2 separate regions of the Homo sapiens genome follow, and region 1 is linked to region 2. A link is an interaction called in ENCODE POLR2A ChIA-PET data of the cell type or tissue named here. Cell type or tissue: GM12878. All regions are shown on one strand. Each heading gives the region's core, and the rest is flanking DNA. Links, peaks and the distances in the headings are about the cores only.

Evidence for each region. Peaks named below come from ENCODE experiments on the same cell type or tissue, not always from the same donor. Only the 100,000 strongest peaks of a DNase experiment are listed, where the experiment ranks them.
Region 1: POLR2A ChIA-PET joins it to region 2 with 13 read pairs; 1 of 35 experiments calls an interaction of 5 or more read pairs at or near these places.

Annotation. Positions count from the first base shown.
Region 1 is chr9:83,999,643-84,004,969 of GRCh38, reverse strand. It overlaps RMI1 (RecQ mediated genome instability 1), which reads right to left. Exons shown (of 3, transcript NM_001358291.2): 2 at 5,173-5,261; 3 at 896-4,019. The coding sequence starts at 3,983. The coding sequence ends at 2,106. Among named protein-coding and RNA genes, the nearest start is that of RMI1, 22 kb to the right of the region's middle. In GM12878, for the core only: no CTCF peak of the experiment used is centred there; a DNase peak (open chromatin) is centred at 2,441.
Region 2 is chr9:84,290,586-84,295,970 of GRCh38, reverse strand. It overlaps SLC28A3 (solute carrier family 28 member 3), which reads left to right. Exons shown (of 18, transcript NM_001199633.2): 9 at 1,696-1,776; 10 at 3,223-3,303. Among named protein-coding and RNA genes, the nearest start is that of SLC28A3-AS1, 15 kb to the right of the region's middle. RefSeq lists enhancers at 2,047-2,126, 2,517-2,576. In GM12878, for the core only: a CTCF peak has its summit at 1,246 (motif pointing right); DNase peaks (open chromatin) are centred at 2,280 and 2,670; H3K4me3 peaks cover 434 bases; H3K27ac peaks cover 3,366 bases.

The DNA of each region.
Region 1 (5,327 bases), core at 328-5,327, 290 kb after region 2:
GCACAGTAAAAACACACATAATATTAGTCTGTACAACGTACAGGAGAGCATGCAAGTGGGCAGGGGAATTCATGAAACACTGTAACAGGCACCTAAAGCTTAAACTGAATTGGAAATGATTTAGGAAGGTAGGGGGATCAGGCACTATAAGCATGAGTATGAAAGTAAGAGGTATATTCTTCCACATGTTTAGTGCACTACAAATAACTTGGTACCCCTAAAACTCAGAGGCAAAGAGTAATGGGGCAAGATAAGGCTAAAAAAGAAGTCAGGGGCCAGATCACGAAAGTCCTTACTTACTCAATGAGGAGTTTGGACTTCACCCTATAAGTAATGGGGTGGGAGGAGGTTGGTATTAAAGGTTAATGAAGAGAAAACAAGAAGAAACTTATTTTCGAAAGATCACTCTGCTAACATTATGGAGTACGGTTTGAGGGCAAAATAAGATAAAAGACCAATTAGTAAACCACTGCAGTAATCCAGGCCAGAGAAGACTAGAAACAGGATGTACCAAGAACCAATATAGTAGCATAGATTGATAAAAAGTACGATAGCCAGTCTTTAATGACAATATGAAAAGAAGTTCTAATCCCAATTTTCAAGCCCCATTCACAGAGATGAGAGTATAGAAGGAGAAAATTTAATGAAAAGATAATGAAAGATAAAGCTATCCCATTCAGATCACTTATTAAAAAGCTATGCAAGTATATAGACAAGATTATTACTAGGGCATATATTAGCAATATCTGTGTCCTGGTGCTTTGAACCCTGATACAACAATGAAAATATTTTAAAATCTTTCTCTTCTACTTCTATTATCATACATCATACATGTATTTATCTTACTTCCTGATATTTCGTTACATTATTTTCAATAAAATAAAACACCAATGTATTTTGTTATTTAAGGATTTGTTTAATGTTTTAAAATTCAAAGCACTTTAAATTATTTTAAGACAAAAGATTAATAAAAACAACATTACCTTTCAAATACAACTTTATAACAGCACAGTGGAAGAATGGTAAACAGTCCCTCTTTTTTTTAAAAAAAAATCAGTACTTAAAACCAAAGGAAGGCTTATATGTACAGCTAATTCAGAAAGGGAACAATGACACCTAAAGACATAGATAAATGCTTCATTTTAATCCAATAAATGTCCTACCTACTGGATCTTAATAATGATGTTTTCAATATGCCATTTAAAATAAACTATCCTTGAAAATAAAGTTTTAAATCATTCAATATAATCTATGAAATAGCATCTAGTTAACTAGATTACCTTAAATATACCAAATATTATAATCAGCAAAATAAAAACCAGTAAATCAATTTGTATCTGAAAGCCTGATGTTCTGATCTACTGGATTTTAATTTTTTTTCCCTAAGATTAACAATATAAACAAATCTTTTGGGTACTCAACATATTATGACAAGCTCAGGCATGTTCAGGGTGGTATGGCCATAGACAGTACCAACATATTAGAAGGAAATTACCTATTTATAATTATTAACTTTCAAAAATATGACTCACCACCGAACACCAGTACAATATTTTAGCAATCATCTTATGTGACGTGACAAGTGGAAAACAAATTTCTCAACAATAGTGGGTCACCATATTCCTCCATCTAACAGTTACTTTTAAAAAAAGTAAACTTTGGAGGCCATGACGGCAGGAGTGAGAGGCCAGGAGTTTGAGACCAATCTGGGCAACATAGCAAAACTCTGTCCCTACAAAACAATAATAGTAATTATAAATTAGCTGGGCATGGTGGTACATGCCTATAGTCCCAGCAACTCAAGAGGCTAAGGCAGGAGGATCGCTTGAGCTCAAGAGGTTGATGCAATAACCTATGATCATGCCACTGCACTCTAGCCTGGGCAACAGAGCAATACCCTGACATTAAAAAAAAAAAAAAAAAGATTAACTTATTTTCAAAAGCTCCACATATAACAAACATGATTAAACACTTTAAAATTAAACTGAAATAAGCTATGAAATTTCATTTTTCCTTTTTACACAAAGTATCATAAGTAAAATTGTGAACAAATTCTAAATATTTCCTTGTTGTTTTTAATTGTTCCTAATACTATTTTAGTTTAATTATTTATTTAACCGCTTCTTTAGATTCTCAAGGTGTTCCATATTAACATCTTGTAATGCCAGTACCATTGCTTTAGACAAGGAAGGATTAAATGAAATAGTCATTAGACAGCACAAATCTATTAGATCTCTTTGACATTTCTGCAACCCTTCCAGGAACTTTTGGTATTGAAGAGGATCCTTTTTTGACTGTTTCATTTCTGGTACTGAGAACCCTATCAAGCTAGTAAGTATTTCATCCACAAAGTCTACATCTAGATATGCAGTACCATCAGACACCTTTGCAGTTATACTCCAAATACCACCAGAACTTGAGAGATTTCCAGTTAAGGTTACAATAAATGCTTTCACTTTCACTGTTGTAACTTCCTTTGGTTTGCTGGCCATTAGAACAGACAAATAGACAAAGGGTGGAGAATACAAATCCATGGCAATAGAAAGATTAATGCTATTCTCTGATGATCTTAAAGAACAACTCTGTAAATTACAATCATTTTCATTAGAAATTTGTGAATTCCTTTTCTGTACATAGTTGACCACCTCTCTATTTAATATTTTATTATTTAAGGAATGGCTATCTGAACTGCTGGTTTGTTTTATTTTATTATCTGTCTCTAAGTTCTTTTCTTTATTTGTAAAATCATGGGCTAAGGGTACATTACAATGAACTGAAAAAATACTCCTGTTTTGGTCTCTAACAGATGGACAACCAAATGATTTGTCTTCATTAGTCATTTGTTCAGATACATTTTTTTCACTCCAATTATTGTTTCCATTTTTGCAAGTCAAAGAAAAGTTATTCGTAGTATTAGGATTATGTGAAAATCTCTCTATACTTCGATCGGCATTTCTGTTAAAAGTCAATGGTTGCAATTCCTTAGTTTCCATCTGTTCTTTCTGGACAGTTTCTTCTAAAAGCAAGGCCTCCTCCAGTGAAAAGTCATCTAATTCTCCATCCATTACATGTATAGATAGGTTTGATGGTTCCTCTTTTGGTCTTGGAGAAATAACAAATTCTGGCTCAAAACTTGACTGTCTTGTGGGAATGGTATTTGAGGAACTACCTGTGGTGAAACATCGTTCTGAGGAAGTGTCATTATTTGCTGTAAGCTCATCATTTTCATCAAGACTTGCCAAGAGTTCTTCATCAGAAGGACCTAATGCAGGATCTAGAACATCTGTAACTCTGGGAATGTTTTCGTTAGAATTGTTTGGTATGACTGAAACTACAAGATCAGGTTCCCCTATTAATCTTGCAAGTACTTTTTCTTGGGCATATTCTTCTAAAAGAGCATCTACTTCACCTCCTAACACTTTCACGTTTTCTGGTTTCAATAAGAGAACACCAAGACGGAAAGATATATTTCCATAAATCAAAATTTTTGTACCTGGAGGAAGATCACTATGAAGAATTGGAATAGGCTGATATTCCATTCCCTGTATTTGTACGATTCCATCAGTTAGCTGCAGCATCAACATTCGTGAAGGCTTTGCTTCCCAAGGTTTTGGGGTTACTTGTGCTTCAGCTGTAACTAGATCATTTGTTGTATTCTTTCCTCTCAACTTCTGTATCTGGGAGTATGCAGGCTGACTTACATCAACCAAGGAATTAATCTGCAGAGCATAAAATCCATTTAATTCTCCTTTTGGAATTTCTAAAATGCCATCGGGTAAAAGAGGATGCTCCAAATCCCTCAGATCAGTAAGGAGCCACTGCTCAAACACTTGTTTATTCATTTGGGCCTGACTCAAGTTAACATTATTATTTTCTTCTTGAATCCAGTTAATACAAGCTTCCAGCCACATCGGAGGTACTTTAACATGCCATGCAGCTAAAAGCCAAGTTTCAGCTCTTAATGCAATACTAGTCACATTCATTTCTTTTAAATAAAAGAAATAATATGCATCTATTACCTGAAAACAAAAAACAAAAAAATTTAGATAATTCAGTATATTTGAATACAGCTTCTGTAATTCTCTACAATGCACAGACAGGCACACCCTTTAGATTTTTCACTCTTCAGCATCTTACATGGTCGAAATTGAAACACTACACATAATCAGATGGTAAAATGAGAAAATCAAAAGGTTTGAGACAGCTATACCTAGGTTTGAAAGCTGGCTCTGTCAAGTTACAAGATATGTGACCTAATATAAAATTCTCAACTTCTGTAACCAGTTTTTTCATCTATAAAATGTCAACACTACCATCTATCTTATAGGATTGTTAACAGGATCACATGAATTATATTTGTAAAGCATAATGTCAGACCTATAAAGGATATTCAGTAAACAGTAGTTACATTAGCCTCCCTTATCTATGGGGAATATGCTCCAATACCCCCAGTGGATGTCTGAAACTCTAAATATTATCAAACTTAATATATATTATTTTTTTAAATCCGATGACCAACCAGCTACTAAGTGACTAAAGGGTGGGTAGCATAAACAGCATAGATATGCTGGACAAAGGGATGATCCAAGTCCAGGGTATGATTTCATCACACTATTCGGAACAGCACTAAATTTAAAACTTATGAATTATTTCTGGAATTTTCTGCTAAATATTTTCAGACCTTGGTTGACTGCAGATAACTGAAACCACAGAAAGCAAAACCACGGAGAAAGGGAGACTACTGTATAATATATTATAATTGATCTAATAATCACATTCTAATCATTTAAAATTTAGTTAAGAAACAATGTTCACTAATGTTCTTTATGTATGTGCAATAGTTCTAATTTAACTCTATTAAAACATACCACTGTGTCTGTCCATTTAGTACTTGAATATGTGGTCTAAAGATAAAATTATAACAAATAACAGCAGACTCTGAGCTGATAGATGTAAAGCATCTTATTTGTTGGGCTAAATATTTTCAAAAGTCTGGCCAGGCAAATATATAAATATTTAACTTCTGATTTTCTCAGTATGATAAAGCAGTAGCAAAACAGTAAAGCCCAATCAATCATGTGTTCACAAAAGTATACTTTGTTCCTTCTACAGATGAAGATATTTATGAAGTAGAATATATTAAAGTTTTACTATGTCCATAAGAAAACTTACCACGAGGAACAGCAGCACAGGATTTGATGACAGAATTTGGAACTGGTTGTTAGTGGATTACTTGAAACCTCCACTGCTCAGAAATGGCCCTGGGAGATAAGACAAAAAGCAGTAAGAGTTATAAGATGAAGTTGTAGAAAGACAGGACTATTTTC
Region 2 (5,385 bases), core at 186-5,185:
CAGGAAGGCACTGCCTACCCATTAAAGCCAATAAAAGGCTCATCGTGAGTGAGCTCTGAATACTGGCACAAAATGTCTTTTAATATATATTATTAATGGATTTTTTTCTAAATTAGATCCTGTACAAATTGTCCTCGGTCATTCTGTGCCTCTGGTAGCAGCTTTCTCTGGCCAGTTAGCCGGGGAACAGTAGGGAGGGGGTACAGTAGGATGAGGCTGAGGAGGGACCCAGCCCACAGCTCTTTGTGGTCTATGCAGGGTAGAAACTGCTCTCTGTGGAAACATTGGCTGCACTGAAGGCACCCAAAGAGCATCAGGAAAATAGGATCTAGGAAAATGCAATGGTTTTTTGTTTGTTTGTTTTGTTTGTTTGTTTGTTTGTTTTTGTGAGATGGACTCTTGCTCTGCCATCCAGGCTGGAGTGCAATGGCACAATCTCGGCTCTGCAACTTCTGCCTCCCAGGTTCAAGCAATCCTCCTGCCTCAGCCTCCCCAGTAGTTGGGATTACATGAGTGTGCCACCACGCCTGGCTAATTTTTGTATTTTTAGTAGAGACAGGGTTTCGCCATGTTGGCCAGGCTGGTCTCAAACTCCTGACCTCAGGTGATCCGCCCGCCTCAGCATCCCAAAGTGCTGGGATTACAGGTGTGAGCCACCGAGCCCAGCTGGAAAATACAATGGCCTTTAACACAGAACTAAAGTAGCTTCCAAAATGCAGTCACTTTTTAGTAATTTGAAAATCTATAGGTAAAATCACTATTATTTTAAAAGCTAGAAGAATGAATGTTTACTGCATAAGGTCATGACAGACCCCTATTGACTTCAGTAGGGGGGGCACCATGTTTGAGCGGCCAAAGAAAAGACCTGGAGCCAGCAAATGAGACATAGGGTTTATTGAGGGGGACTCACATGCAGGGCAGTCCAGTGGCAGCAGGCTAGAGAGGAGAACCGCTACTGTTTGTAAAAGGCAGGCAGTTTATATAGCATTCTCACTTAGTAACCTCCCCCAGCAACCTCCACCTCCCAACCTTCATTTAACCCAAAACAAAGGGCCTGGATCCCCCATATGGCCTGCTTTCCACGGAATGGGCCAAGGGTTCAGATATTCCTTATAGATAAGGAATGAATCTTTGGAATGGCCGCTCCCAGGTTCCTTAGTTTGGAACTCCAAACACACACGCTTAGACCATAGGGTCATTCTCAGGACATGCTGAAGTTATTGCTGTCAGGTGTGTCTGCCATCCAGTAGGAGGCACTATGTGTCAGCACCTACCATGCCTTACCTGATCTCTACAGCTACTCAGAATAAGGCTCTGAGGTTGCTCACAATTTATCTCAACTTAGGTTACTCTGCTAACTAGTGGTGAAGCCCATGTCTTTTTAGCACCAGGACAAGAATATTTTCTGACAGCCTTCAGTGTATTGATCTAGGTATTACAAATCCCCCCAAACTTCATTCCTTCTTTGAGCAAAAAAAGCTCACCATAGAAGACAGGGGAAAAAAGTCAAAGTCCTGTGACAAATTAGAATAAAAGACTGTAGATAGGGAAGCTGCCTGATTAAAGTTCAAGAGGAGTTTCCCATATTTTTATGATGTTTCAGAGGGAGAAAAGGAGACAGAGAGGAGGCCTGATATAAAACCTGCTGGTGCAGCTGGACCCATCATTAATCCATGTTTGTTTCTGTCCCCACAGGTCCTGCCGATCGTGGTTTTCTTCAGCACTGTGATGTCCATGCTGTACTACCTGGGACTGATGCAGTGGATTATTAGAAAGGTACTGGGGCTGGGAGGGACTGGGTTATAGGTGTAGAGCTGATTATCTCAGGCACGAAGTCCTCAAGGCCTTTTATGCAGGTATTTACGAAGTGCCTTTCTCTTCCTACCATTATCCACCATCACCACCTAAGTGATTAGATTCAAAACCTCCAATCCTAAATGTGTCCATGGAGGGAATTTTATCTCAGGAGCTTCTAATAGGGTTTTGATTTGCAAAGCACTGGATATCTTCATGAAACTATAGCAGTTACTTCTTTAGCGGAGGAATTGAGGTCAGATACTGCTGGGGGAAATGATGTTATTCCTTCATCTTGGTTAACCGCCCTGTGCTTATCTTTTTTTCTTTTTTAAGCTACTCCTTAATTGTATGCTACCTTGCTTAAGGAGGTTACAAAAGTAGACACTTCTGGTTTTGGAGGTGCTAGAGAAATTGAAGCAAAAAGGAGAAACAGCTTTTCACTCCTGAGGGAGTTTCATAAGCATGAGCGTGCATGCATACACACACACATACACACACACAGCTGAAGAGTTCATGTCCTTCCTGCTGCCCTAGCCTCAATGAGTCCTATGTTCATGTGTTAGATCAGAGGACAAGGAGCTCCGTCAGCTAATTTGGATGCACCACACACGAGCACAGAGCAGTGCAGGCAGTGCTTGGGGCACAGCCCCAGCCCTCCTTGATCCCAATAAATAAATCAAAATGTACAAAAAGGAAGAGAAGAGAGAGAGGGAACCAGAATACAGGTAGTAGCAGAGTTCAGAATGACAGCAAGAACTCCAGGGCCCATAATTTCCTGTTTAAACCCCAAAACATTCAGAATTGTTATGCTCTTGTCTAAACTAAAAAGCAAGGAGAGAGAATGCAACAGGAAGTCCTCATCCACCATCTCTAGTTGAAAGGCCAGTACAAAAGTGGAACCAAAAACCACGTTCATTTCAATTAAGTAAAAAAGACCAAACCTCAAATACATCCTGCTACATATGGGTGACCTTTGACAAAACAACTAAACTGTTCTGTGCTTTGGTTTCCTCTTTAATAAAATGAGTATAATTACATAGGACCTCTCTCAAAGAGTTATTGTAAGAATTAATTGCATTTTCTGGACTGTCAAGGGCTTAACACAGTGCCTGGAATGCAGTAAAGCCTTCCATAAGCATGTTAGCAATTGTCATTTATTACTTGTATACAATAGACCTATAGAAATTGATTTGTATAATGTTCAAAGTATACGCAATGACTCAGACTTACTACTCCAATAAGAGGATTTGCTTGGCCTGCTCTAGGGGCTCAATAAGTTAAACTTACCTTTAGCTCCATCATTAGCTTGCTGACAAATGTTGAAGCCCTCAATATTTTACACCAGTTTAAGGATTTTAATCCCTACTTTGAAGTTTTGGGTATACAAAAAGTTCTTTGCTGACTTTGTCCCTTTCTTCCTTTTAGGTTGGATGGATCATGCTAGTTACTACGGGATCATCTCCTATTGAATCTGTAGTTGCTTCTGGCAATATATTTGTTGGACAAGTAAGTTGTAATATCAACAGAACAAAACATCTGTTGAAATGGATCGTCTCTTTCCAAAAAGCCAAATAAGAAAATAACACAATGTTCTTTTAGTGTAGAGAAAATGGTGTCAAAATAAGAAACCCCCAGTATTGGCAATGTCCGGATTCCAGGGGGAGAAGAGAGAGAGACAGAGAGAGAGAGAGAGAGAGACAGAGAGAGAGACAGAGAGACAGAGAGACACAGAGAGAAATTCCTTTTAACAGTCTGGGTATGGTATGTAGAATTGGGTTCTTGAGAATGTTTATGAAGAGGATGGAAGGTTGTCATTTTATTAAGGCATAGACATAGAGCTTCTCATATAGATTCTCAATAAATCTGAATTTAGTGATTGTGAGGTTTCTGGTCAACTCTTCAGAGGCTGGTAGCTCTTCCACTTGAATGGATTTCACTATCTCGAAATCTCCAAGCTACAAACAGCCTCCCATTCTAAACTATAATGCCTGTGGCAATGGAGGAGACCAAGAAAGCCTTTCCACCAACAACCATGCAACTGCGTAAATACTTGAGCTTATTCTCAACTTGTCTGAACTGGCCAATATTCTGTCTTTGCTGAGCCTGAAGAAAAATGCTTTTAGGTTTTTCTCTTCTCATCAAAAATAAGCTTTTAGACTTCAATTTTCACCTCCCTGTTCCATCACATGGAGAAACGCTCTTTTGCCTGAAGCCCATTTAAGCAAATAAATATCATGCCAAGGAGTGTCCCTCAAAATAGCAGCATGGCTAAGGGGTGGATCAGTAAGAAATTGTAATAAGCCCCTCATCACTCCAGATATGCAGCTTCAGGCAGAATGGAGTCACACGCCACGAAAACCAGGTATGAACGCTTGCCAGCACCACTGCCCAAGGAAACTGAATTTGAAGCAAAAATCAAGTCACTCAGAAAAACACATAGCCCCAAATCCCAGGCTTACAACTGCTCCTGGCAGGCTGAAACTTCTTGTTGGTAAGCCAACAAGAAGCACGGGCCTCTACTCTAAAGACTATGCTTACGGCTGGGCGCAGTGGCTCACGCCTGTAATCCCAACACCTTGGGAGGCCAAGGCGGGCAGATCACCTGAGGTCGGGAGTTTGAGACCAGCCTGACCAACACGGAGAAACCCCGTCTCTACTAAAAACACAAAATTAGCTGGGCATGGTGGCGTATGCCTGGAATCCCAGCTACTCAGGAGGCTGAGGCAGGAGAATTGCTTGAACCCAGGAGGTGGAGGTTGCAGTGAGCCGAGATCATGCCATTGCACTCCAGCCTGGGCAACAAGAGCAAAACTCTGTCTCAAAAAAGAAAAAAAACCTATGCTTACTAGCCTGGAGCATAGTCTTTAGAGTGGGGGCCCATCCCATGCTTCCTTCCCTAGGAGTTGAAATTATTATAATTACAGTCATAAAATCTCTCAGGACTAATTAGGGCACCATCTTGAGTTGATTGCTCCTACCTGTGGGGTAAGAGGGCTCCCGCACAGGGTTCCTATTTAGTCGGTAAATCGAGGCTCCACACATTCAATCTTACAGAACAATTAGAGATAATAAGGAGAAAATTGTAAAATTGCACACAAGCTTCTGTGATGTTCAATTTGATACTTAATATGCTAAAAGTACAGCTATTATCTATGGAGAGCCCCATGCCGCAGGCTGCCTGTCCTCCTTAATGGGATTCAAGCCTTTACAACTACACTCTGTCTGCTTCTTCCTTTCCACCCATCAGAGAGGGGTCTCTGATTCTCAATTACAGAAGGGCCTGCGGGCACCTGTTCTTGTTATTGCTGAGGTTGTTTGTTTGTTTGTTTGTTTGTTTGTTTTTAATGCTTGTGTCTATTTCTCTGAGGTCAGGAAACAGGTTTAGGGTCTGTCAAGGTGAAGTTGGAAGACAGGAAGCCACAGTGGCTTAGAAATCACCCATCCAGAAGGTTAGGCCACTGCATAGAGTCAGTTGGCCCTTAGAAAAGTGCACCAAGACATCACAGAGTCCAGTCCTAGGCTGGGTGGAGGCCTTCTATGTCTAGCCTCACGAATTTTACAAAATTTATACATGACCACATATGGAAA